Regions from separate parts of the Homo sapiens genome. Here region 2 is linked to region 1. Evidence: read pairs that join two places in POLR2A ChIA-PET (ENCODE). Cell type or tissue: HepG2. All regions are shown on one strand. Links, peaks and the distances in the headings refer to the core of each region. The heading gives the core; the rest is flanking DNA. Region 1 overlaps PIGU (phosphatidylinositol glycan anchor biosynthesis class U). Region 2 overlaps TP53INP2 (tumor protein p53 inducible nuclear protein 2).

Region 1 (12,040 bases), core at 3,699-8,698:
AATTGTACACCATTCTGAGTAGTGTGATGAAATCTCACGCCGTCCTGCTCTGTCCCACTCGAGACATGAATCACCCCTTTGTCTAGTGTATCCCTGCCTGTTAGTCACTTAGTAGTTGTCTCAGTTATTCGACAGAAAAAACATAGTATACGTAGGGTTCAGTACCAAATGCAGTTTCAGGCCTCCATTAGGGGCTTTAGAACATATCCCCTGCAGACATGGGGAGGTCTACTGTAGTTGGGACTTAATGATAATTAAGTCCACTTTGTTTAAAGTTAGTCAAGTTTCTATGTGTTTATATTTTCAACTGGGAGCAAGCTTCCCACTGCCTTTACTAACCCGTGCCCTTCCTTTCCCCCAGCAGGGACCAGGCCATGTATTAAATGTCACTTGGGTGCTGGCTTCTGACCAGCAAGTGCTTACCTGGAGGAGATAGAGGAGTCCTGGGACAAACAAGGTGAGTGGGTACAGAGACTGGTATGTCGCTAAGGCAAGAAAAATAGCACTGAGGAAAGCACTGCCTGTAAAAAGAAAGAAATGTATGGAATAATCCAGCCTCATCAATCATGATTAGACTCAGCAAGTCCCTCTCAACACAAAACTTTCCATAACTGCTCAAATAATCACCTGCCAAGTGCCTCCTGGTACACAAGGTGCTATGCAAATTCACACAGTAAGAGCTTCTTGGCTTGATTTCCAATGAAAGGAAACCAAGAAAGTCAAAACCATCTACCTTTGGCAACCTGAGACACTACAGGCATAATTCTTATAAAATTTTGAGACCCAGAACGATTTTACAAAATTTCAACCCGAAGATGTATAAAGGGATCAAGTCTATTAACATCCATGTCCTATCTAATGTACCAATTTATTAAGCCTACAATTATTGCTTATGATATCCAGAGCTGGAAACCCATCCCTTTGACTGTTGCAACATTATCACTCTTTACAACAGCCCTTCCTTACCTGCTGCATCAATTTAGGTCACGTTTTTTCTTTTCAAATGAAAGTATATTAATTTTGTTAGTAATGTCCTCACTTCCTATATAAAATGGACTACTATGGAATCATTAAACATGAGGCTATTAAGAATTTGCAATGACTTAGAAAGGTGTTTATAATATCCTATTAAATGAAGTTTATAAAAGAGACATATATTATCATTTATTTTATAAAAAAAAAATGCACAAACATTTTTTAAAAGACGAAAAGCCAGCAGGCAAAGTAACTCACGCCTATAATCCCAGCACTTCGAGAGGCCGAGTCAGGCAGATCAAGATCAGGAGTTCGAGACCAGCCTAGCCAACATGGTGAAACCTCGTCTCTACTAAAAATACAAACATTAGCCAGGCGTAGTGGTGGTGACCTGTAATCCCAGCTACTCAGGAGGCTGAGGCAGAAGAATTGCTTGAAACTGGGAGGCAGAGGTTGCAGTGAGCTGAGATTGTACCACAGCACTCCAGCCTGGGTGTCCAGGCAAAAGTTTGCAGTAGGGGGCGGAGCCCTCATGGAGAACCTCTGCTAGGGCAATGCGGAAGCGAAATGTGGGGTCGGAGCCCCCACACAGAGTCCCTACTGGGGCACCACCCAGTGGAGCTGAGAAGAGGGTCACTGTCCTCCAGATTCCAGAATGGTAGATCCACCGACAGCTTGCACCGTGGGCCTGGAAAAGCCACAGACACTCAACACCAGCCTGTGAAAGCAGCTGAGAGGGAGGCTATACCCTGCAAAGCCACAAGGGTGGAGCTGCCCAAGACCATGGGAACCCCCCTCTTACATCAGCATGACCCAGATGTGAGACATGGAGTCAAAGAAGATCATTTTGGAACTTTAAGATTTGTCTGCCCTGCTGGATTTCCAACTTGCATGAGGCCTGTAGCCCCTTTGGTTTGGCCAATTTCTCCTATTTGTAACGGATGTATTTACCCAATGCCTATACCCCCATTGTATCTAGGAAGTAACTAATTTGCTTTTGATTTTACAGGCTCACAGGCGGAAGGCACTTGCCTTGTCTCAGATGAGACTTTGGGCTGTGCACTTTTGGGTTAATGCTGAAATGAGTTAAGACTTTGGGGGACTGTTGGAAGGGCATGATTGGTTTTGAAATGTGAGGACATGAGATTTGGAGGGGCTGAGGCAGAATGATATGGTTTGGCTGTGTCCTCACCCAAATCTCAACTTGAATTGTATCTCCCAGAATTCCCATGTAATGTGGGAGGGACCCAGGGGAAGGTAATTGAATCATGGGAGTTGCTGGTCTTTCCCATGCTATTCTCGTAATAGTGAATGAGTCTCACAAGATCTAATGGTTTATCAGGGGTTTCCGCTTTTGCTTTTTCCTCATTCTCTCTTGCCACCACCATGTAAGAAATGCCTTTTGCCCTCCACCATGATTGTGAGACCTTCCCCAGCCATGTGGAACTATAAGTTCAATTAAACCTCTTTCTTTCGTAAATTGCCCAGTCTCGGACTACCAAAAAAAATAAAATAAATAAATAGAAGACTAAAACCTAAGGCCACAAAGTTTATAGTGGTTATCTCTGGGTAGTGGAATTATGAACAATTTTTCATTTTTGCTTCACTGCATTTTTTAAACTTTCTAAAATGAACATGCTTTGTTTTTGTCATTAGAAAAAAGCTAATTTCTTTGAAAAAATAGCTATTCCCTTTCAGATGGCTTAAGACAACAGGATACTCTAAAACTAAGGATAGAGAGCCCTAGTTTACAACAGGAGTTTCCAAGTGGCCCAGAAATCAGTAGGATGCAACTGATGGTCCAAGATATAAAGCCCAACAGGTGTCTTGTAATGATGTTTTTTAAAATGACAATACCCATGCTCACTCTCATTAGTGTGGGGTCAACTATTTACTGAAAATAACAGGCGGGGCATGGTGGTTCACAAATGTAATCCCAGCACTTTGAAAGGCAAAGGTGGGAGGACTGTTTGAACCCAGGAGTTACAGACTAGCTTGGGCAACATAGTAAAACCCCATCTCTACAAAAATAAAAATAAAAAAATAAGCTGGGTGTGGTGTTACACACCTGTGGTCCCAGCTACTTAGGAGGCTGAGGTGGGAGGATCACTTAAGCCCTAGAGGTTGAGGCTGCAGTGAGCTAAGACTGAACCACTGCACTCCAGCCTGGGTGACAGAGTAAGACCCTGTTTCAAATAAAAAAATAAAAATAACACATCCTCTCAATGGTGTTTCATAAAAGGAGGAACTAGTCACTCCAGTCCAAGGAGTTTTACCCCTCTGCTAATCCAGCTCTAGAGACAAACAGGAAGAGATTATTGATGAGATCTTTCACCACCAAAGTGGTCTGTATACTTGAAACATCTAAAAACTACCTTGGAGGACAGACGGTTATAAATGTGACAATGTCACAGACGAGAGAGTGGAGAGAAAAGAACTTTGTGTGCTTTATTCTTCAAACCAAGGAAACTCACCAGCTAGAACAACCCTAGTTGACAGAAAGTAGAAGGGAGGCAGAGAAAGAGAGAAGCTAGAAGTAATAGGACAGAATTCTATGGGAAGGGGGGCTGTCTCGCCATATTGACAGTGCCAGTCATGATGTCCTGTATCCAGGGTACTCATAAATATGACTGTGTAGGAACAGGATCACGCCCAGCTAAGCTGTGACACCAGCAGTGGCAAGCACACATCTGCTGAGCCACAGACTCTAAACTCAGAACCAGGTCACTCTGGGATAGGGCAGTGGCAGTAGTAGGAAAGGTGCTGTTCTGGAGCCCAACAGCTAGGGTGGGCTAGGGATTGATTCTTTGATTGGGTCAAAAATCTGAATGATTTTTTGGTGGGAAACTGGCCAAGAGAGGGAAAACACTGAAAATAACTTTTTAACTTAACCTGGTTCTCTACGGATTGAAAGCAGGCGAGAGAAGAGGCCCATGTGTCTGTTACTAGAGGATGGAGGCTAATGCTCCAACTCCATCCATTCCTATAGCATGGTGAAAACAAACACATGACTTTCTCCTGTCTCTCCCAGAGGAGACACAAGGAGTGAAATCAACACAGCCATCTCTTGCCCTAATTGCCTGAGGTTAATAATTGCTTGTCTGAAACTGACTGTTTATGAGGCCCAAGAGAGAAAAAGAGGCTCACAGCCTAGCCAAATGGACTTGTGAGTTTTAGAATACTTGCTCCTAGGATCAGGAAGAAGCAGTCTTCCTTCCATAGACTGAAGTAGTCTTTGGGAAGGAAAAATCTGTTCCTCCTGCTATTCTTTGTCAGTAACTGGCATCAACATCTAGCCAGATACCCTGGCAACCCTTCACCCTTCAGCTCCCATGTTCTTCCTTCCACCAGTCACCAAGCCCTGTGGATCCACCCCTGGAGCATTTATCCTTTCAGTTCTTGCTCTTGTCATCTCTCTCCAGCAGCTTTTCCCCCTCCTCCTTAGCGGTCTCCCAACCACCTCCCATCCAAGTCCATCTACAGAAGCACCAAAGGAACCTTCTAAAACAGTTTAGATTGTGGCTAGCCAGTCTTTAAAGACTTCTGATGGTTCCATTTCATCTATCAGGTTAAGTCTAAACTCCAACAGCAAACAAGACCCTTCACCACTGGGTCTCATTTCTCCAGTTTCACCTCTCACCACTCTTCCACACACGCCCTGTCCTCCAGCTACACTGGACTATTCCCAATTTCTGAAAACATCATGCTGTTTCATTCTTCTGTGTCTGTTCTTAGGCTATTCCTTCTGCCCAAGCCATCCTTCTCTGCCCGCTTTCTAGTAGAAAGCATTCGTTTGATAGCCAGGTGAAAGGTCACTTTGTCTATGAGCCCAAGCAAAGGTGGTAACAACCGTTGATTATAGTTGACATTTATGGATCACTTGCTAGGTGCCAGGCACTGTACTGTATCCTCTGCATCAAGAACAGTTCCTGACTTGGACAGGCGCGGTGGCTCATGCCTGTAATCCCAGCACTTTGGGAGGCTGAGGCGGGCGGATCACGAGGTCGGGAGATCGAGACCATCCTGACTAACACGGTGAAACCCTGTTTCTACTAAAAATACAAAAAATTAGCCGGGCATGGTGGTGGGAGCCTATAGTCCCAGCTACTCGGGAGGCTGAGGCAGGAGAATGGCGTGAACCCGGGAGGCAGAGCTTGCAGTGAGCCGAGATCGCGCCACTGCACGCGACACAGCAAGACTCCACCTAAAAAAAAACAAAAAAAAAACAAAAAAAAAAAAACAAAAAAAACAGTTCCTGACTCAAAAAGGTCCTCAGGAAACATCACAACAGCCCTGTGAAAGCTCTATTTCTGCTTCTTAGAACAGCTTTACTGAGATAAAAACCACACATTCTACCCATTTTACAGGTCAAGAAATCAAGACAGAAACAGAAAGCTTCAGTAATGTGACCAAAACCACATAGCTGACTCCGGTACCCACTCTTAATCCCTGTGTTAATAAGCCTAATACTGATGCTATCTTATAATAATCTGCATATGTTTCTCTCTCTCCCCATTTCTCTGTGAGTTTCTCAAGGGCAACACATTTATCTTAACTTTGGCTCTCCAGCACCTAGTACAGTTCCTGGCACATGTGATAAATGAACAAATGAAGAAATGAATGAATGAATATCATTCAGCAATACATATGAAATCCTTTTTAAAAATATGAGAATATTAAAGGAAACCAATGTTCTTGAGGAAGAAAAACTTATGAAGTGTAATACACAGAGTCATGAACACAGGCAAAGCACAAAATAAATCTAACTCAAATAAAGCAGAGCCTGAAGAATAGTGGTTGAGGGTTTGTTGTGGCAGAGGGCTGGCACAGAGAATGCTCTCTGTGGAGTAAACTATTGCATGGCTGAGGCCTGCAGTCTGGGGGCAGAAACACAGTGCTGCAACAGTCAGTAGGTTGGTGTGTGGGAAGTCTGAGTGTGGGATGCTGGGACAGGTGTGGACAGGGCGGACGCACAGCCGGAGCAAAAGTGAGGGTGAGTATGGAGGCAGGCAGGAGACTCAGAAAGGGCTATGTGTTTTGAAAAAAGCTTGAAGGGGTAAAAAGGAGTTAGGAAGGCAGAGGAGGAATGATATGTGCTTGGGGCAGAGTCAGAGAAGATCAAGGAAAGTGAGAAGTGACTTCAAATATTTTAAACAAACTGTGCAATAAGCAAACATTTCTGGAGTTTGCTCTATACGAAGAGTGTGATGGGTGCCAGGAAACCTGGTGACTCAGATAGTCTCTGTCCTCAGGGAGCTCCCAGTAAACAATTACAAAATACAGGAGGAAAGTACAAAGGAAGCAGACCTAGCCCATCAGGGGAAGCTGACACCTGAGTTTTGAACAATGAGTAGGTGAGGCTGGGCAGTCCAAGGCTGTGCACAGGTTGGAGGGCAAGAGAGAATGGTGTGCTGGGGTGGGGCTGTGTGTACTGTAATTAGCTCAATATAGCCAAAACAGGGCAAGAGCTGGGAGGAGTGACAGGAAAGAGAACACAAAAGGGGCTCCCGTGGATGCTGGTACCACTCTTCCTTAATCTGGGTGCTGGTTACTCAACGTTTCGTGAAAATTCACGTATCTGTACACTAATGAGTTATACATTTTTCCGTATATATGTCATACTTCAATAAAAAGTTACAATCCGGCTGGGCGTGGTGGCTCACCCCTGTAATCTCAGCACTTTGGGAGGCCGAGGAGGGTGGATCACAAGGTCAGGAGTTCGAGACCAGCCTGGCCAATATGGTGAAGCCCCATCTCTACTAAAAATACAAAAATTAGCCGGATGTGGTGGCGGGCGCATGTAGTCCCAGCTATTCGGGAGGCTGAGGCAGGAGAATCTCTTGAACCTGAGAGGTGGAGGTTGCAGTGAGCCGAGATCACGCCACTGCACTCCAGCCTGGGAGACACAGCAAGAGTCCGTCTCAAAAAAAACAAAAACAAAAAAAAAGTTACAATCCAAAAAGTCTCAGCAAGCAGGTAGGAGTCAGATCACGGAGGGCTAAGCTTGCACAGTCATCCAAAAACATCTACCTACAGGCCCAGACAGGATACCTGAAATCATGTCTGAAATGGCAGCCTCATGTGGGCAAGAGCTAGGGCATCACGCTGGCCTAACCAGAAGGAACTGTGCCAAGAGGACTAAGAGTTTTACCCCAAAATGATATAACCTACCATTTGCTAGGGCAGCCCAGATGCACAGGCACTAGGCTTTCTATATAAGCCTTGATATTTAGCCTTATCCTAGGGATATTAGAGTAAATCAGTCAAATGTGTATGTACATTGGCTGTAGTATCAGGAAATTTCATTATCTACTCAATCTAGCTTTGAATATGTTATGTTTTCTAACTCTCTATTTGTGTCAGGGTGGGGGCCAAAAGCCTCAGCAAGACCGGGGGTAATACTTTGCCTCCAGGGACTGCACCTCACAGCGATCTGGGCCTGGGTGGGTGGCACAGCTACAGGAGTGAGCAGGAATGTAATGAGGTGGGGCCATGGGGACTGGTTCAGGACAGGGACTTCAAGTGGAGTAATCAGAGAATAAAGAGATTGGGTCACAGGTGATGATCTATACCAAGACAGGCAGAAACGCACTGGAATGTAGTCAAAAGGGCTCAGGTCCCACAGGACTATCAGAAAAGGAAGTTGCACCAGGGTGTGGGGCAACAAGTGAGACTGCCCAGGAGGAGGAGGAGATCCTGGGGGCAGGGCCAATGTATTACATTCCTTGCCAAGTGTGTTCTTTTAACGGGGCAGCCTCTCTCAGAGCAATCCGTACATATCAGTGATAACGATGATAATTTATTGAGCACTTACTCTGTTCCAGCCATGACTGTAAGCACTTTACTTGCCTTAAGCCATTTAGTCTTCTCAATAATTCCATGAAGTGGGTACAATTACTGTCCCCATTTTACAGATAATGAAACTGAAAGACAGAGAAGTTATTTGTCTGGGGTCACGAAACTAGTGAATGAGAGCAATAGGATTTAAACCAAATGGTTTTACTTCAGACCCCATGTTCTGACTGCATCACTGGGCCACCCTCTTGATCTCAATCAAGCACCATAAAAATAACAATAGGCAGAGCAACTAGTTATTGAGTGGATTCTGCTAAGGAAGCACGCTAAGCATTTTATATTTCTTATTTATTCCTCCACTATCTCTAGGAGGTAGATATTCTGGGATCAAACTGAGGCTCTTGAGGCTGCATGATTTGCTCAAGGCTACAGAGCTGGTAATTAGAATAAGCAGGCTTTGAAGTTGGGTTGACCTGACAAAAACTGAGTCCTTGAGTCCTCTATGACTCCTTCCATTGGCAGGGCTTTGGCCTACAGGAACCTCAACTCGAAGTGATGGGATCACCAGGCCTCAGGATCATCACTCTTCCATTGTTCCTCTAAGGCTAGGCTCCAGGAAGAGAACCTCATTGAAACCTCCCAGGTCTCCCTATAAGGCCTATAAGGATGCTAACAATCATGAGGTCTCTTTTATTTTTTAATTTTTTTTACATGGTCTCACTCTGTTGCCTAGATTGGAGCTCAGTGACGCGGTCATAGTTCACTACACTCAAACTCCTGGGCTCGAGTGATCTGAGGGATCTTTTAAAAGGGAGGATACTATTAAAAATAGCAACCAATACCATCTGAGCAGTTATTACACGCCTCCATACCATTCATTCTTTATATTCACTCTATAAGGCAGACACTCTTTCATCCCCATGCTGCAGATAAGGAAACTGAGGCTTAGAATTGTTAAGTGACTTGCCCAAGGTGATAGAGCCAGGAGACAGTGGAGCTGGGATTAGCCACCAGATCTGTCTAACATGAGAGCAGCCTGGGCTCTTAATCATGCTTGAATACCTTCTGATAGCACTGATCCTTCTTTCTCCTTGGCAAGCAAGTCCTGTCACATGGCCTTTTTTGGTGGCATAAGGAAAGCTGGAAGAACCCTTAGGTGGCAAACTTCAAGAATATCTCGCTGTTGACAAACACCAATGGTGAAAAAGCAGGACCATCTATTAGCATCTGTTTGTCTGTTTTCCTTTTTAAAGCCTAATGAAGACTACTTCCCAAGGAAGGAGTTTTTAATTAGCTCACTGAAAGGCAGAGTACACTTTGCCCAAGCAACAGCCTTCAAAGCGAAACTTAAGCTGCTCCACTAAACTAATATCAACCTGCCCAAAGACCTGTGTTCCCCAGCCAACACTACAATAAGGACATCACAATACAATGGCCCGAGGCTTGTCCTGGCCTGCATCTCTCAGAGTGTCCCAGGCAACCCTGGGCTGCCACAAAGGAAGCCAGGGGAAAGCAAGCAGCAAGAGTCAAGGGGACAAAGCAAACAAGGTCACTCCCTTCTGTGGTGTATCTGCTCCATGGAAGTCTGGGGAGCATTGCTAAGTTTACTTCCACTGCCCCTATCGTCTTATCAATCAAGTTAATTTAATTTCGTTTTTAATTATGTACTCACTGAAGAAACTTTGGAAAAAAAACATATGAGGCCGGGCGTGGTGGCTCACGCATGTAATCCCAGCACTTTGGGAGGCCAAGGCGGGTGGATCACCTGAGGTCAGGAGTACAAGACCAGCCTGACCAACATGGAGAAACCCCGTCTCTACTAAAAATGCAAAATTCGGATGTGGTGGCGCATGCCTGTAATCCCAGCTATTCGGGAAACTGAGGCAGGAGAATCACCTGAACCCGGGAGGCAGAGGTTGTGGTGAGCCGAGATTGTGCCATTGCACTCCAGCCTGGGGAACAAGAGCAAAACTCCATCTCAAAAAAAAAAAAAACAAAAAAAAAAAAACTACATATCTATACGAAAAGGAAATAAAACTCACCCATGAACTTAATCTACAGGAACAAGTATTATCCTTTTGGGATCTATTTTCTAACTATTTTTGTTGCTTTAACATAGTTGAGATTCATTAAAATGCTGGGCACAGTGGCTCACACCTGTAAGCCCAGCACTTTGGAAGGCTGAGGCAGGTGGATTGCTTGAGGCTTAGAGTTCAAGACTAGCCTGGACAACAGAGCAAGATATGGTCTTTACAAAAAACCTTTAAAATTCCGAGATTGCACCACTGCACTCCAGCCTGGACAACAGAACAAGACTCTGTCTCAAAAAAAAAAAAAAAGAAAGAAAGAAGGAAAAAAAGAAAGAAAAAAACCCAACTAGGCATGGTGGTGCATGCCTGTCGTCTCAGCTACATGGGAGGATGGGGTGGGAGGATCACTTGAGCCTAGGAGTGTGAAGTTACAGTGAGCTATGACTGTGCCACTGCACTTCAGCCTGAGTGGCCTGGGTGACAGAGTAAGACCCTGTCTCCAAAAAACAAAATTAGATTAAAAAAAATACATATATATAATATATATATATATATACACACATACACAATTTTACATTGTTTAAAAAAACATTTATTTTCATGTAGTTTAAAATTATATTTAAATATCATGTGCATAATATTCTACTACATGGGTAAACCATATTTTACTTAACCACTCCTCTCTAAAGTATTTTCTAATTTTTCCAGTGATTATAAATAATTCTGCGATTAATAACTTTGTACCATAAAGCTTTCTGTCTTTATTTCTGCATTACTTTAGGATAGGTTCTCAAAAGTAGAATAAAAATCAAAACTACAAACATTTTATCCCCAGGTGGATAGTGTTAGAAAAATAAATGAATAAAATTTTTTAAAACTCCAAACTTTTTTTTTTTTTTTTGAGACGGAGCTCCGCTTTTGTTGCCCAGGCTGGAGTGCAATGGCGTGATCTCGGCTCACTGCAACCTCCACCTCCCGGGTTCAAGCGATTCTCCTGCCTCAGCCTCCCGAGTAGTTGGGATTACAGGTGCCCACCACCACGCCCTGCTAATTTTTGTATTTTTAGTAGAGACAGGGTCTCACCATGTTGGCCAGGCTAGTCATGAACTCCTGACCTCGGGTGATCCACCTGCCTCGGCATCCCAAAGTGCTGGGAATTACAGGCGTGAGCCACCGCGCCTGGCCAAAAAAACTCCAAACATTTTAAGACTGCCCATGGTTGTACAAATTTATCAGCCAACTTCCATGTGGGAGAATATCTATTTGATAGAACATTTGCCAGAACTGAGAATTAGCTTCTAAAATCTTTACCAATTTCAGAGGCAAAAAACAAAAAAAGCTTTCAAAAGTTTTTAAATTTCAATTTGCCTTTTCTTTATTAATTATCCATGAGTTGAATATTTTTCCATAATTTTCAGTGATTTATATTCCTTTTCTTGTGAATTTTCTCAAATATTTTCTTTTTTAGGATAAAAAGTAAATTATTCCTTAATTTTATTAAATAATTTTATTAATATTATGTGGTAAAATGTGAACTGTAGAAATATAACTTGCAGAAGTTATAACTGAACTAACTATATTATATATACTGTTAGCAGAGATTACTAAAATACTCAAAGAGCTGGAGTGGTTCAGAGACCTAGCTAAAATAGAACTCTTCAAATATTTTAACAGATTAGAAATGTTGTTTGTGAGGGTCTCTATTTATAGTAGCAAATAATGGAAAACAAATGTCCAACAAAAGAGAAGCGCTGGGATCTCATAACAAATACGCAAGAGGAACTGAAGTGGACATGCAGCAGAGTGATGAAAGACTTCCTTTCCAATTTATAGGTTTGAATTTCTTTTATTCTTACCAAATGCTTAAACTACTTGCAAAATTAAATTTAAATTTAAAGGAAATGACAAATATGTGACCAATGTCAGACATGATTCATATGAAATAAGTGATAAAAGTAAAACAAAATTATGTATATAACATTACGAAAATGTCTATGAATTCATTAAACAAAAGTCTGGAGTGATATAAAATTTTTTTTGCTCTGTGGAACAAAAAAAAAACCATGGCTGTGAAAGAGATACATATAACTTACTTACATGTTTTTCTTCCCCAAACAAAAACCTTTTCGTTGACTTACAGGTCATAAAATATTTTTTTTTAATGGCATACTTTTACATTTTTACGAGCGACTCCTAGGAAAACAAATAAACATGCACCTTCTGAGGGCATGTCTTCAGTT
Region 2 (12,040 bases), core at 3,441-8,440, 91 kb after region 1:
GGAAATATTCTCAGGGTATGGAAGTGAGGTGATTCTGCAGCAAGTGTGAAAACATTTCTAGGGAATGGGGGAGGTAGCAATAAGCATGGCAATACTGCAGGTGGATTAGCAGAAAGAGGAGAAATGCCTTCAGGGAAGTCTGGACATGCCCCCAGGAAGTTCTACAGGAAGTGTGGAAACACCCTTAGAGAATGGTGACAAGTGTCTCAGCAGCAAAACCGTTGAGCATCTTTAGGGAACAGGTGTGGAGAGTCAGTCAGGCTTCAGGTACTGGGGGAGTATGGCCAGCAGCCCCCAGCCAAGCTCTAGTCCTGAGGTAGGCTGGCATGGGGAGGGGGTAGATCTAGAGCTACCACCTTGGTGTTTCCATTTCTGCAGTAGGGGGCCTCCCTCTTCATCTTCACCCAGGGAAGGATTGGTTAAGGGCTTACCTCGGTCTGGGTCCAACCCTCAGTGCTCATCCTTAAGGGCTCCTGGGAACTGACAGCTCCCTCCCTTCATCATCACCTCCCACTGACCTGCTGTCTCACTGAGCCCAAGCAACCTGATCTTCCTCCTACCCCTGGATGCTGCCCTTGAACAGGAGCCTGGGAAAAGGGGGTCAGAGGGGGGAGGGCCTGCCGGCATGCCATCTTTACACTTCATATGACAGACACAACCGAGGTGTGCCAAATCACATGGTAAGATGGTAGCAGTTCTATGGGATTTCTGCTGGCCAGTGCTTTTCAAACCACACAGGCTCCAGGAGTGGTTCTTAATCTCTGGGGTCAAAGATTGCTGTTTAGGAAATCATGATGAAAACCAAGGTCCTTTTTCCCAGAAAAATACACATGGACCATGACCCCTGGCCACCAAATTGAAAATATCAAATTCAGACAGACACCCAGAAAAGGCAATAGAATATAGTGATTCTGGGTGCTGCCTCTGGAATCTGATTGTGTGGATTCAATCCCACCTTTGTCTCCTACTAGCTCTGAGACTTTGGGACAGTTAACTTCTCTGAGCCTCAATTTCTTAACTGTAAAGTAAGGACAGTAATTATCCACTTCCTGTAGTTGTTGTGAGGATTACATGAGGTAATATAGGTAAAGCTGCTTAGCATAGTGCCTGGAACATAAATGTTAGCTATATCATTATTATTATTTTGAGACCAAGTTTCGCTCTGTCACCCAGGCTGGAGTGCAGTGGCACCTCGCAGGTTCCAGTGATTCTCCTGCCTCAGCCTGGGATTACAGGCACCTGCCACCACGCCCAGCTAATTTTTGTATTATTAGTAGAGATGGGGTTCACCACGTTGGCCAGGCTGGTCTTGAACTCCTGGCCTCAAGTGATTCACCCACTTCTGCCTCCCAAAGTGCTGGGATTACAGGCGTGAGCCACTGTGCCCGGCCTAGCTATATTATAATGATAACAAGCAGACAATATGGGCAATTTCCTCCCTGCCTGGAGAACTCCTATTTACTCCTCAGAGTGCAGCTTGGATGTCCAATTCTCTGGAGACCTTCCCTGGCAGAGCTGTGTCATGTGTCACTCTATGTTCCTAAAGCACCCTGTAATAATAACTAATTTATTAGTTTGTTGAGTGCTTACCATATGCCCAGACAGTTCTAAGCACTTTATAAGTGTTTAGCTCATTTAATTCTTCCTCCTCCATCTTTTTTTCTCATTCAATAACTTTGGTATAGCTCATTTAATTCTTATTAGAGCCTGGAGGAGGATACTATTATTAGCTTATTTAATTCTTATAAGAGCCCGGAGGAAGGTACTATTATCATTGTCTTTTGACAGATGAGAAAACTAAGGCACAGATAAGTTAAATAACTTTCTAAAATCATACAGAAGATAAAAAAAAAACCCTGGATTTGAATGCAGAAAGCACATCTTCCCAAAGCGTCCGCACACATCCCCGTTGTGTGTACCCTTCTCCCTGCTCTGGGGGTGATATCTTCTGGCCTCTTCCCCAGGCCAGGAGTGGGGTGAACCTCAATCAGTGGTGGCTCTCACGTCCTTCTGATTCCCAGGTTTTTGCACTGCCATAGGGCGCCCCCGTGAGGCGCTTCGCCCCCCACCATGTTCCAGCGCCTCTCCAGCCTCTTCTTCAGCACCCCCTCGCCCCCCGAAGACCCCGACTGCCCCCGCGCCTTCGTGTCGGAGGAGGATGAAGTGGACGGCTGGCTCATCATTGACCTGCCGGGTGAGGCCTGGGTCTGTCTCCTGGGCCTGTGAAGTCATTCTAAGGGCAGATGGCCTAGCAGCGGAGGGGAAGGGCGCTGCTGGGGGACGGGGGAGTCCCCCAAGCCTACTGGAGGTGGGGTCACGGGGCCCCTTCCCATGAAAGCCGGGGCTCTCTCCTGGCGGCCCAGGAGAGGCCCGCACGTCAGGTCCCCTAGGGCAGCAGGGCGAGACGCCTGGCCCGTGGGTGCCCCGGGGCGCTGCGGACGGGCTGCGGGTCTGACTAACGATGCCCTTTCTCTCCCCGCCCCCTTGTCCGGTGTGTGTGTGTGTGTGTGTGTGTGCCTCCTCGCTGCTCCCCTCCTCTGCACGGCTCCCATCCCGCGCCCCGTAGACAGCTACGCGGCTCCACCCAGCCCCGGGGCCGCCCCTGCCCCCGCGGGCCGCCCTCCGCCCGCGCCCTCCTTGATGGACGAGAGCTGGTTTGTTACCCCTCCCGCCTGTTTTACGGCAGAGGGGCCTGGACTCGGTCCCGCCCGCCTCCAGAGCAGTCCCCTGGAGGACCTCCTCATCGAGCACCCCAGCATGTCCGTTTACGTCACCGGCAGCACCATAGTGCTAGAGCCCGGGTCCCCTTCCCCGCTCCCGGACGCGGCCCTGCCTGACGGCGACCTCAGCGAAGGGTGAGCGGGCCGGGGGCGGAGCCTGGAGGCCCAGGGAGACGGATCTTGGAGGCCAGGGTCCAGGCTAGGAGGCTGGGGTAGTGGGGCCAGGAGCCCGCCCCGCGCTCGAGGGGGTAGCGGCCTTGGGAGGGTTGCCTTTGAGACAAAGTGGGGGGCCGGTGGGCCTCCGGGCGAGGCTAGAAGCGGGCCTGAGGACGGAGGGGCGGGGCTTGAGAGGGAGGGGCGTGGCCAAGAGGCTGGGGCCGGGGTTGGAGGCTTGAGGAGCGTGGCTGGAGCGCCTAGGGAGTGGGACTTAAACAGAAAGGCAAGGGTGGAATAGGGGGTGGGGGTCCAGTCTCCCCCGAGGTCCAGTTTACCTGTTAAGGGCTAGAACCGAGGAGGCACCTCCGGGTTGGTACCCACAAGAAGGGCGTCGGGCACCCCAATCTGAACAGACACAGAACTGAGCCGAAGCAAGGGTGGGAGATGGCAGCGCCCTCTAGACCCCCCGCCCAGCTTACCCGGCTTGACCGAGCCTGGCTCTGTCCTCACAGGGAATTGACGCCCGCCCGCCGCGAGCCGCGGGCCGCGCGCCACGCCGCTCCTCTCCCAGCGCGGGCGGCGCTGCTGGAGAAGGCGGGCCAGGTGCGGCGGCTGCAGCGGGCCCGGCAGCGGGCAGAGCGCCACGCGCTGAGCGCCAAGGCGGTGCAGCGGCAGAACCGAGCCCGCGAGAGCCGTCCGCGCCGGTCCAAGAACCAGAGCAGCTTCATCTACCAGCCGTGCCAGCGCCAGTTCAACTACTGAGCGTCCACCGGCCGCGCCACGAACCCCTTGCCGATCCCGATCCCTGTCGGGCTCCTCCGACTCCTCGGGCTGGACACCGAAACCTCCCTTCTTAAAGCGTGTGAGGTTGGGTGATAGCCGTTCCTTCCCCGACACCCTCAATTTCCCCATCTCTGATCCTCTAATCTGCCTCTGAACCCATTCACCCTTCACCCTCACTCCTGGTCCCCATACCCAGCATCTAATCATCCATGCCCCCTACTCCTGGCCCCTCCATCCTTTCTTCTCTGGTCCCCATCCCTGTCTCTCCCTTTCACCCTTGCCCTCCAGTCCTCTACCTCTGGCCTGCCCCTATTTCTGAAAGCTTCTTCCAGTCCCTGATCTGGCTCATTCCCCACCTTCAACTCCCACCTTACATGTCTCACACTATCCCATGGTTGGCATTACACTCACTCCTGTTCCCTTATTCTTCATTCCCAGTAATTCCCTACCAAATGGTGGGGACCCTGAGCCCAGCTCTGACCAGGTAGAGCCTGTGCAGCCTGGGCTGCTGTCATTGCCCTCCAGTAAGGGCTCAGGGTTTTGCTTTTAGTCTCCCCTTCCTTCTGCCTTGGGGGCGGTACTCTGTGGAGCTGCTTAGGCCTGGAAAGGTACAGTATGTAGAAGAGGACTGTGAGACGTGAGTTAGAGGGAGAAGATGGAGGGAATCTAGGGAACGAGGCAGCCTATTGGAGATGCGGACAGGACAGACACGTTGAGAAGCTGCAGGGAGCAGGGCACCAAGGGAGTGTGCACTGTGCTTGCTCAGAGAGGCCAAACCCTGCTCCCAGGCTGAAGCCTGGAGTCTGCCCCCACTTCCCTTTTCTATAATCCACCCTTCTGCAGGCCCTGAAATCTGAAGGGCTTAGTTAGTACCTTGCCACTCTACCCCCAACACGTCACCCGAGTAGAAGCTGGGCAAGGCCCTACCATCCTGGCCGTCTGTTCACAAGCCCAAGGTGCTAGAACTAGCTTAGGAGACATGCAGGCCACAGGGCTTCTAGGCAGGGAAAGGGCACACACCCTAGGTCAGCGTGCAGAGCAGTGATGCTGGAGGACACACCATGGGGTGAAGCCATCCCAAGGCTGACAGCTCAGTCTTCACCTTGCCTCTGGCCTTGTATTTCACACCCTGCTCAGTATGGCTAGCCAGCAGTCCTGAGTAGGAGTCCAGGACTCCCACTGTCTCAATCTGCAAATTGTTCCTATCCAGGTTCAGGGCCTTCAGGGGGCCTCTTTTCATTTTCTCCCACAGGCCTCTCTTTCTTTCTAGGTTGCTGGGGAGAAATGGGTACCCTATGATCCCCCTCCCCTTCTCCTCCAGTAAATACCTGGAAGAGGGAACCTGAATCCCTGGGGGAGACAGAAGGGGCAGGGGCCACCAGCCTCCCCTTCTTGTGGTGAGACTGAATTTTGGGCTCAGACACCAGCAACAGCCTCTTGGGATGCCCTGAGTTGCTTCCCATTTCCTCTTTCTAGCCGTCCTTTTCTAGTGTGTGCTCACTCTTCCTAGGAACTTTTAAGACTTCTTGGTACCTATGAACATAGGTCCTCCCCTCACCCCAACTCTAGGTTTCCAGGCCTCACAGCCAAGCTGAAGCTTGGAGAAAACTCTGCATTCCCATGAGGGCAAAGGCAGCTGCCCTCCCTGACCCTATAGCCCCAGGCCTCATGGGGGGTATGTGGGGAAGGGATGGGGTATCCCCATGGATGCTGGGATGAGGACAGAGGAAGACCTGATGGGGTCTCCTATTCCAGGGAATAAGCCAAATTAACACTAAAAACGGATCAAAGCTCCCACGCCAGTCCACTAGGGCCCCAGTAGTTGACAGCCTTGCTCCTCTCCCAAGTTCTCCTTCAGAACCTAGTTGCTTTTATTCTTCCAGCTACCACTTGGGCACTTCACAGCCAGCCTAGGGTCTTCGGCACCTCCAAGAGCTGAATCTCCCTCCAACCCTTCTTGCCTACTCCTCACTGCCAGCTGGGACCTAGGCTCAGTCCTGTGTGGTGCCCATGATCCTTCTGGTGGGGGAAGAGTTTAAGTTATAGGGCATTTGGCTCAAATTTTAAAAGGCCTTTTGTTTACCTATATTTCTGGAGGCTCCTGTATTCTAGAACCCAATCTCTCACCTGCTTGGTTGCAAGGCTCATATTTTTTTGTACCTTTCCTATAGATTCTGTAGCATTTGAGTGTGGCAATATTTTAATTGTGTATAGATTTCTAAGAACCAACACTACTCAGTCTCCTGCTAGTCTGACTCCTGAAGCATCAGCCCTTGTCATACTGTATTGACTGTGTACGTGCCTTTCACCTTGAGCATGCTTCAGGATTTTTTTTTAAACCACAGAACTTGAATACATGAGGGAACCAGAGTTCAAAGTCCTATGCAACCTTAGGAGGGGGTTAGAGAGTCTGTTTTGATTGATGTTTTCTGAGGCCCTAGAGGAGTTTGTATCAATTTGTGAGTATTAATGTCAGTACTACCAGCACTTTGCCAAAACTGTCAGAGGGACCCGTTTCTAGAGTGAGTCCCAGTTACATCAAACAGTGACTTCCAGTTATTCCCCAGTAAGTCTGAGTGGTTCCTTCAAGCTGGGTGTCTTTCCAGCCTTTGCCAGTCTAGCCCCAGCAGGGCACCGTGTATGAATGCAGTTTGGTGCTGTTTTAGAGTATGCCTGCTCCCCAGCCCCCTGCCTGGAACCCTCTGAGCAACTTGCTCTGACCTATAATGTCTTAGGTGCAACACGGACCCCACCAGAGCTCTTGGATACCCCCCTAGATCCATGTGGCTTTATGTGAGGGGACTGAATGCAGACACACCATAGCCCCCTTCTACTACTTTCCCTCTCGCCCTGCCACCTAGTTCCACATGGAACCAACAAGTTGAGTGCATCCCTGTTGGGTGTTTTGTGTTGAGACTGGCTGAAATGAGGAGACTTTGACCATGTGACGTGTCAACAGACTCAAGGAGACAACCACCTCAACTGGGTCATGTGGCATGCCTGTGTATGTGTGTAACAGAATTCTGATTGTTAGACTGTAATGCTATTCCTCTATGGGAGAAAAAAATTAATATAAAGAAAAACAAATAAAAATATATTTAAAGCACATGATCCTTTCTGCCTGAGTTGAGCTTAAGTATGAGAAGCATCTTGTAATCTTAAGCACAGTAGTGGCATAGGATATTATGATAAAGCTGGCCTTGGTTCTGGTGTGTGTGTCATATGGGAGAGGAAGAGGGGAGATAAGCTTACTGGGAACAGAGCCAGACAATGGGGTCTGACTCATAAATGACTACTGTTAGAGGATCCTTACAATGCAAGACACATACATGAAGACAGCTGAAATAGAGATGAGAATAACAGCATGACAGAATGACCAAACTCATCCTTGTGGTCTCAGGCACTGGGTTAGAGCAAGGGCAAGTAGCCACTGGAGGGGAAAGGATGAAGTCTAATCCTGGGGGAGATGCAGCAGAAGGCTGAAGCCCAGGCTGAGACAAGGCCAGGGCCCCAAGCATCAGAGTCTCCTCAAGTTGCAGGTAGGGTGGGGCAGAAGCAGCTGGCTTTGGAGACTACACACATTTTGAAGAAGGACAGCCAGAGTGAAATGTAGTGGACATCTCTGAAATATACAGCACAAAATGACCCCTTTAATTTGGGAGCTGCTCTGTCTAACCACAGAACTAAAGGTGGAAACCTGACCTAAACTGGACTAGATTTTTTTTTTTTTGAGACGGAGTTTCACTCATTGCCCAGGCTGGAGTGCAATAGCGCAATCTCGGCTCACCGCAACCTCCGCCTACTGGGTTCTAGCGATTCTCCTGCCTCAGCCTCCCCAGTAGCTGGGATTACACGTGCCACCATGCCCAGCTAATTTTGTATTTTTAGTAGAGACAGGGTTTCTCCATGTTGGTCAGGCTGGTCTCGGACTCCCAACCTCAGGTGATCCACCCGCCTAGGCCCTCCAAAGTGCTGGGATTACAGGTGTAAGCCACCATGCCCGGCCCTGGACTAGATTCTTGATGCTGGCACAATCTTACAGGCCAGTTTGGGCTTACCTCCTGCAAGGAGGAGATGTCAGCACAATTGTTTTGGAGCAATCCACCATGCAAATGGAGGAGCAGATATGTGACATGGTGAAAAAGTGCCATCTCAGCTGCTGACAGCTTCCTGTCCCTAGAAAATCCTGGGTGGCCATTGATCTCTAAGTTGGTTTTGTTATTTGCATCAAAAGAAATCTGAGCAATATATATCAAAATACCTGGCACAGTGCTGAACAGGGCTAGTTTCTTCAAAGCCAAGAATGAGGTGAGGGAGCAAGTATGTACATTTTCCTCAACTTGCCAGGCGGGCATCTCAGGTTCAATGAGGACTAGATAGGAATTCCATCCACAAGGCTGTGTCTGCTTAGTTAAGGTCCAAAGAAAGAGCTGATCACCCAAAAATCCCTTACCAATAACATAACTTTATGTTCTATGACAATGACATTTATTTAACACGTTATTTCACATTGTACAAATCCTTAGATTCTCTTTATTCACTGGTCCATTTCTACAACAAATACATCCAAAACACTATATAATAAAATTATTTACAACATTTCCAAATGAGAAGATTGCTTTTGCCCCCACTACTGCTATTCACACACAGTACTTCCACGGCACAATACATCATTAGGAGATCTAAAAATGCTCACCCTGTACTCTAGGCTGCTTAGGAAATGTGAAAACTAGTAACATTTATAATGGCATTAGCTCCTTTCAATACAAGACAACATTTTAGAAACCTTGAACTTCAACTCGCAACACCAAAAGGGCTCAACAGTCCTGCTTTCCCCATTGCACTTTATGAAACAGGTTGCAGGGACTAGGAAAAGGGCCACATTATTAAAATTACTAACTGTACAGAAATTGATTTAAAAAAGTCACAGCTCAAAATTGCTCTTTGTAAAAGTCACACACATTTCCAAGTATCAAGTCGCAGTCCTGCTTGTTTACTTGGATTTTCTTCGCTTGGATTGCACCGCACTGGTTATGTCTGTGGGGGAAAGAAAGGACATGTTCAGTGGAAGTAACTCTTTACAGCAGTGCCCTTTAGACAGTCCACAACAAGCAGGGCAGACCTAAGGGGAGCCCTACTCAACTCAGAATCTGTCTAAGGGGTGCTCTGAATGGAGAGAGTCACAGGCTTTGCTTGATGACTTACGTGGGAAGAGGGTGTGGTCCTGCATTGGGCAGAATTGGAATGTGACAGAGGTGGTGGCGATGAAGCACACTGACTAGAGAAAGTGCAGGGTGGAGAGAGCCTTTGTAGCTGGGCAATTCACCCACTGTTTCCCTCACCAGTTCTCATCATAAAACGAAGTGTAATAGACAGACTGACAATGCTTTTGGTGAGAAATCAACGAGTAATGCCATAAGCAAATGAGTAAATTCTGTTAGAATGCAAAAAAAAACCTGCCTTGGGATCCCTTTTGGAGCCAAGCTATTGTTTCACAGTAAGGAACCATTTTTGTCATGCTATAGTCAAGGTCTAAACAACATGACCATGGGCCTTGGTCAGTGAGGGTCTACTATGGCCCAGCCAGTTATATCAAGATTGTGGAAGGCTGGGCGTGGTGGCTCACGCCTGTAATCCCAGCATTTTGGGAGGCCGAGGTGGGCGGATTGCCTGAGGTGAGGAGTTTGAGACTAGTTTGGCCAACATGGCGAAACCCCATCTCTACTAAAAATACACGAAAAACTAGCCGGGCGTGGTGGCGTGTGCCTTAATCCCAGCTACTCAGGAGGCTGAGGCAGGGGAATTGCTTGAACTACGGAGGTGAAGGTTCCAGTAAGCCGATATCCCACCACTGTACTGTAGCCTGGAGACAGCGAGACTCCGTCTCAAAAAAAAAAAAAAAAAAAAAGACTGTGGATACATACAGTCATGAATGCAATTCAGAATAAGCAACGGCCTGCTCTGAGCCCAAGTGAGCCTGAAGGCTTCATGGAGGAGGTGGGAACTGAGTGATTTACACACAGAATGACAGTGACATACAGGGAAATGACTATGTTTTGATTCCTTTAGTTTCTCTTGTACTATCAGTGTTTTAACTTAATCTTATGCCAGACTTAAACTGTGTTTCTTAAAAACGTTTTGGCCAGGTGTGATGGCTCACCCCTGTAATCCCAACACTTTGGAAGACTGACGCAGGAAGCTCACTTGAGCCCAGAAGTTTTGAGGCCAGCCTGGGCAAGATGGTGAGAACCCATCTCTACAAAAAGAAAAGAATTAGCTGGGTGTGGTGGCACATGCCTGTAGTCCCAGCTACTCAGGAGACCAAGTGGGAGGATCACTTGAGCCCAGGAGTTCATGGCTGAAGGAGTTCAAGGCTGAAGTGAGCTATGTTCATGCCACTGTACTCCAGCCTGGGTGACAGAGACCCCATCTCTATTTAAAAAAAAAAAAAAAATTCTACACAAAGTTATGGCAGAGTACAGTGAATAGCCTGAAGCTCTCCAAAGGTAAACACTTCTTTAGAATCTCATATTGACTTCAAAAGGTCACCTTTATTTCATATTCTGGTTTTAATATGAAAATAATGTTCTAAAATTACTTCTCATCAAGGAGAAAAAAAATGCTTCTAATATATCAATACAAAAGATGAATCAGATTTACCCATTTCTGGTAACTAGGCTGAATTTTCTGATACTGCATGTTAGGTTGTATTCAAGGCAAATTTTCCTTTGTCTTTTGTATCATAATATTTTGTGAACCCAGACTCTAATAAATATGTAGATTGTAAGGAAAAATTTCACTACTCTGTTAGCTAAGGTGACTGCTAAGAAGTGAGGCCTAGGCCAGGCGTGGTGGCTCATGCTTGTAATCCCAGCACTTTGGGAGTCTGAGGCGGGTGGATCACCTGAGGTCAAGAGTTCAAGAGCAGCCTGACCAACGTGGAGAAACCCCATCTCTACTAAATAAAGAAAATTAGCCAGGTGTGGTGGTGCATGCCTGTAATCCCAGTTACTCGGGAGGCTAAGGCAGGAGAATTGCTTGAGCCTGGGAGGTGGAGGTTGTGGTGAGCCGAGATTGCGCCATTGCACTCCAGCTTGGGCAACAAGATTGAGACTCCGTCTCAAAAAAAATAAAAAAATAAAAAGAAGTGCGGTCTAGATGAATTTCCAAGAGGTGCCCAGTACAGTAATTTCATTCAAGCCTCTGTTGGTGGAAATTTCAGTATGTTTGTCTTCTCAAAGGTCATGTTTTTTTTTGTGCCATGTGGTAGAATCAGTCTTTCTGATTTACTCATTAGTCTTTTACTAATCAGAAGACAGTTAATCTGCCAGGATGTTAATAATGGTGTTCTTTATTTTAATTCATGTAAATTAAAGAGTCTCACACAGCCCACATAACTCCCTAAAATCAACTCTTCAGGTCCAAATCTCAAGCGTTATTTTCACTGCAGCAAATTTGTCATTTGCAGTAAAAATAGGCAGGGTTTTTGTCTTGACAGTGTTCATCCTCAGCAAAACATTCATTAACTAGGTCAACTTTGGAAGCTTTTCCCTTGTTGTGATATGAAGGATCAAGTGGTATGTCTGAGAAACATATGTGGCTGGGAAAAGAAGTGGGTAGTGGGGTGTGGGGGAGAAGCAACCTCAGGCTCCCCCTCCTTCCTTGCTTGTTCCCATTTGTCACTGCTCCGAAGCACCCAATGAACTGGTAGGTTGCCTCTGAGCGTGAATCAATGAGTGGGGTCAGGAATAAACAAATGACTTGTGCTAGAAACTGCAAAAAAACCCACAAACACACCATTAAAAACCCTCATCTTTTGGATACTGTGGTTGGTGGGGAGAAGGATGTAAACTTTCATACTTCCATGAGGAAAAAAATAAATTTTAAACTGAGTTTGAAGTCTCTATCACCTTCCCTGGATAAATCCAGTCAATCTGAGACATAGAGCAAACCTCAGACTCAACATGTCTAAAACCAAACTTGGGATTTTCACCTCCAACAGTGAGGTCCTTTGCCACTGTTCCCCATCATGTCTGAAAAAAATCTGTCTGAAAAAAACATCTTTTGATGAGTTTTTTTGTTTTGGTAGTTGATTTTCTACTCCCTCCAAAATGTTACCACTTTTACTACTCTAATGAATAGGCAAATCACCTTTTTTTTTTTTTGAGATGGAGTCTTGCAAATTACTTTTTTTTTTGAGACAGTCTCGGATTGTCGCCCAGGCTGGAGTGCAGTGGTGCGATCTGAACTCACTGCAACCTCCACCCCCTGGGTTCAAGCAATTCTCCTGCCTCAGCCTCCCTAGTAGCTGGGATTACAGGCATGCACCACCACGCCCAGCTAATGGTTGTATTTTTAGTAGAGATGGGGTTTGGCCATGT

The links. ChIA-PET counts read pairs that join two places held together with the same protein. Peaks named below come from ENCODE experiments on the same cell type or tissue, not always from the same donor. Only the 100,000 strongest peaks of a DNase experiment are listed, where the experiment ranks them.
Region 2: POLR2A ChIA-PET joins it to region 1 with 11 read pairs; 8 of 35 experiments call an interaction of 5 or more read pairs at or near these places.

Annotation. Positions count from the first base shown.
Region 1 is chr20:34,615,619-34,627,658 of GRCh38, forward strand. PIGU (phosphatidylinositol glycan anchor biosynthesis class U) reads right to left here. Exons shown (of 12, transcript NM_080476.5): 7 at 424-521. Among named protein-coding and RNA genes, the nearest start is that of PIGU, 55 kb to the right of the region's middle. In HepG2, for the core only: no CTCF peak of the experiment used is centred there; DNase peaks (open chromatin) are centred at 6,223 and 7,575.
Region 2 is chr20:34,706,670-34,718,709 of GRCh38, forward strand. It overlaps TP53INP2 (tumor protein p53 inducible nuclear protein 2), which reads left to right. Exons shown (of 5, transcript NM_021202.3): 3 at 2,022-2,194; 4 at 2,567-2,855; 5 at 3,389-6,767. The coding sequence starts at 2,071. The coding sequence ends at 3,638. It overlaps NCOA6 (nuclear receptor coactivator 6), which reads right to left. Exons shown (of 15, transcript NM_014071.5): 15 at 8,105-8,696. The coding sequence ends at 8,653. Among named protein-coding and RNA genes, the nearest start is that of TP53INP2, 8.3 kb to the left of the region's middle. RefSeq lists silencers at 1,856-2,150, 2,250-2,809, 2,850-3,109, 3,360-3,529. In HepG2, for the core only: no CTCF peak of the experiment used is centred there; DNase peaks (open chromatin) are centred at 6,002 and 6,912.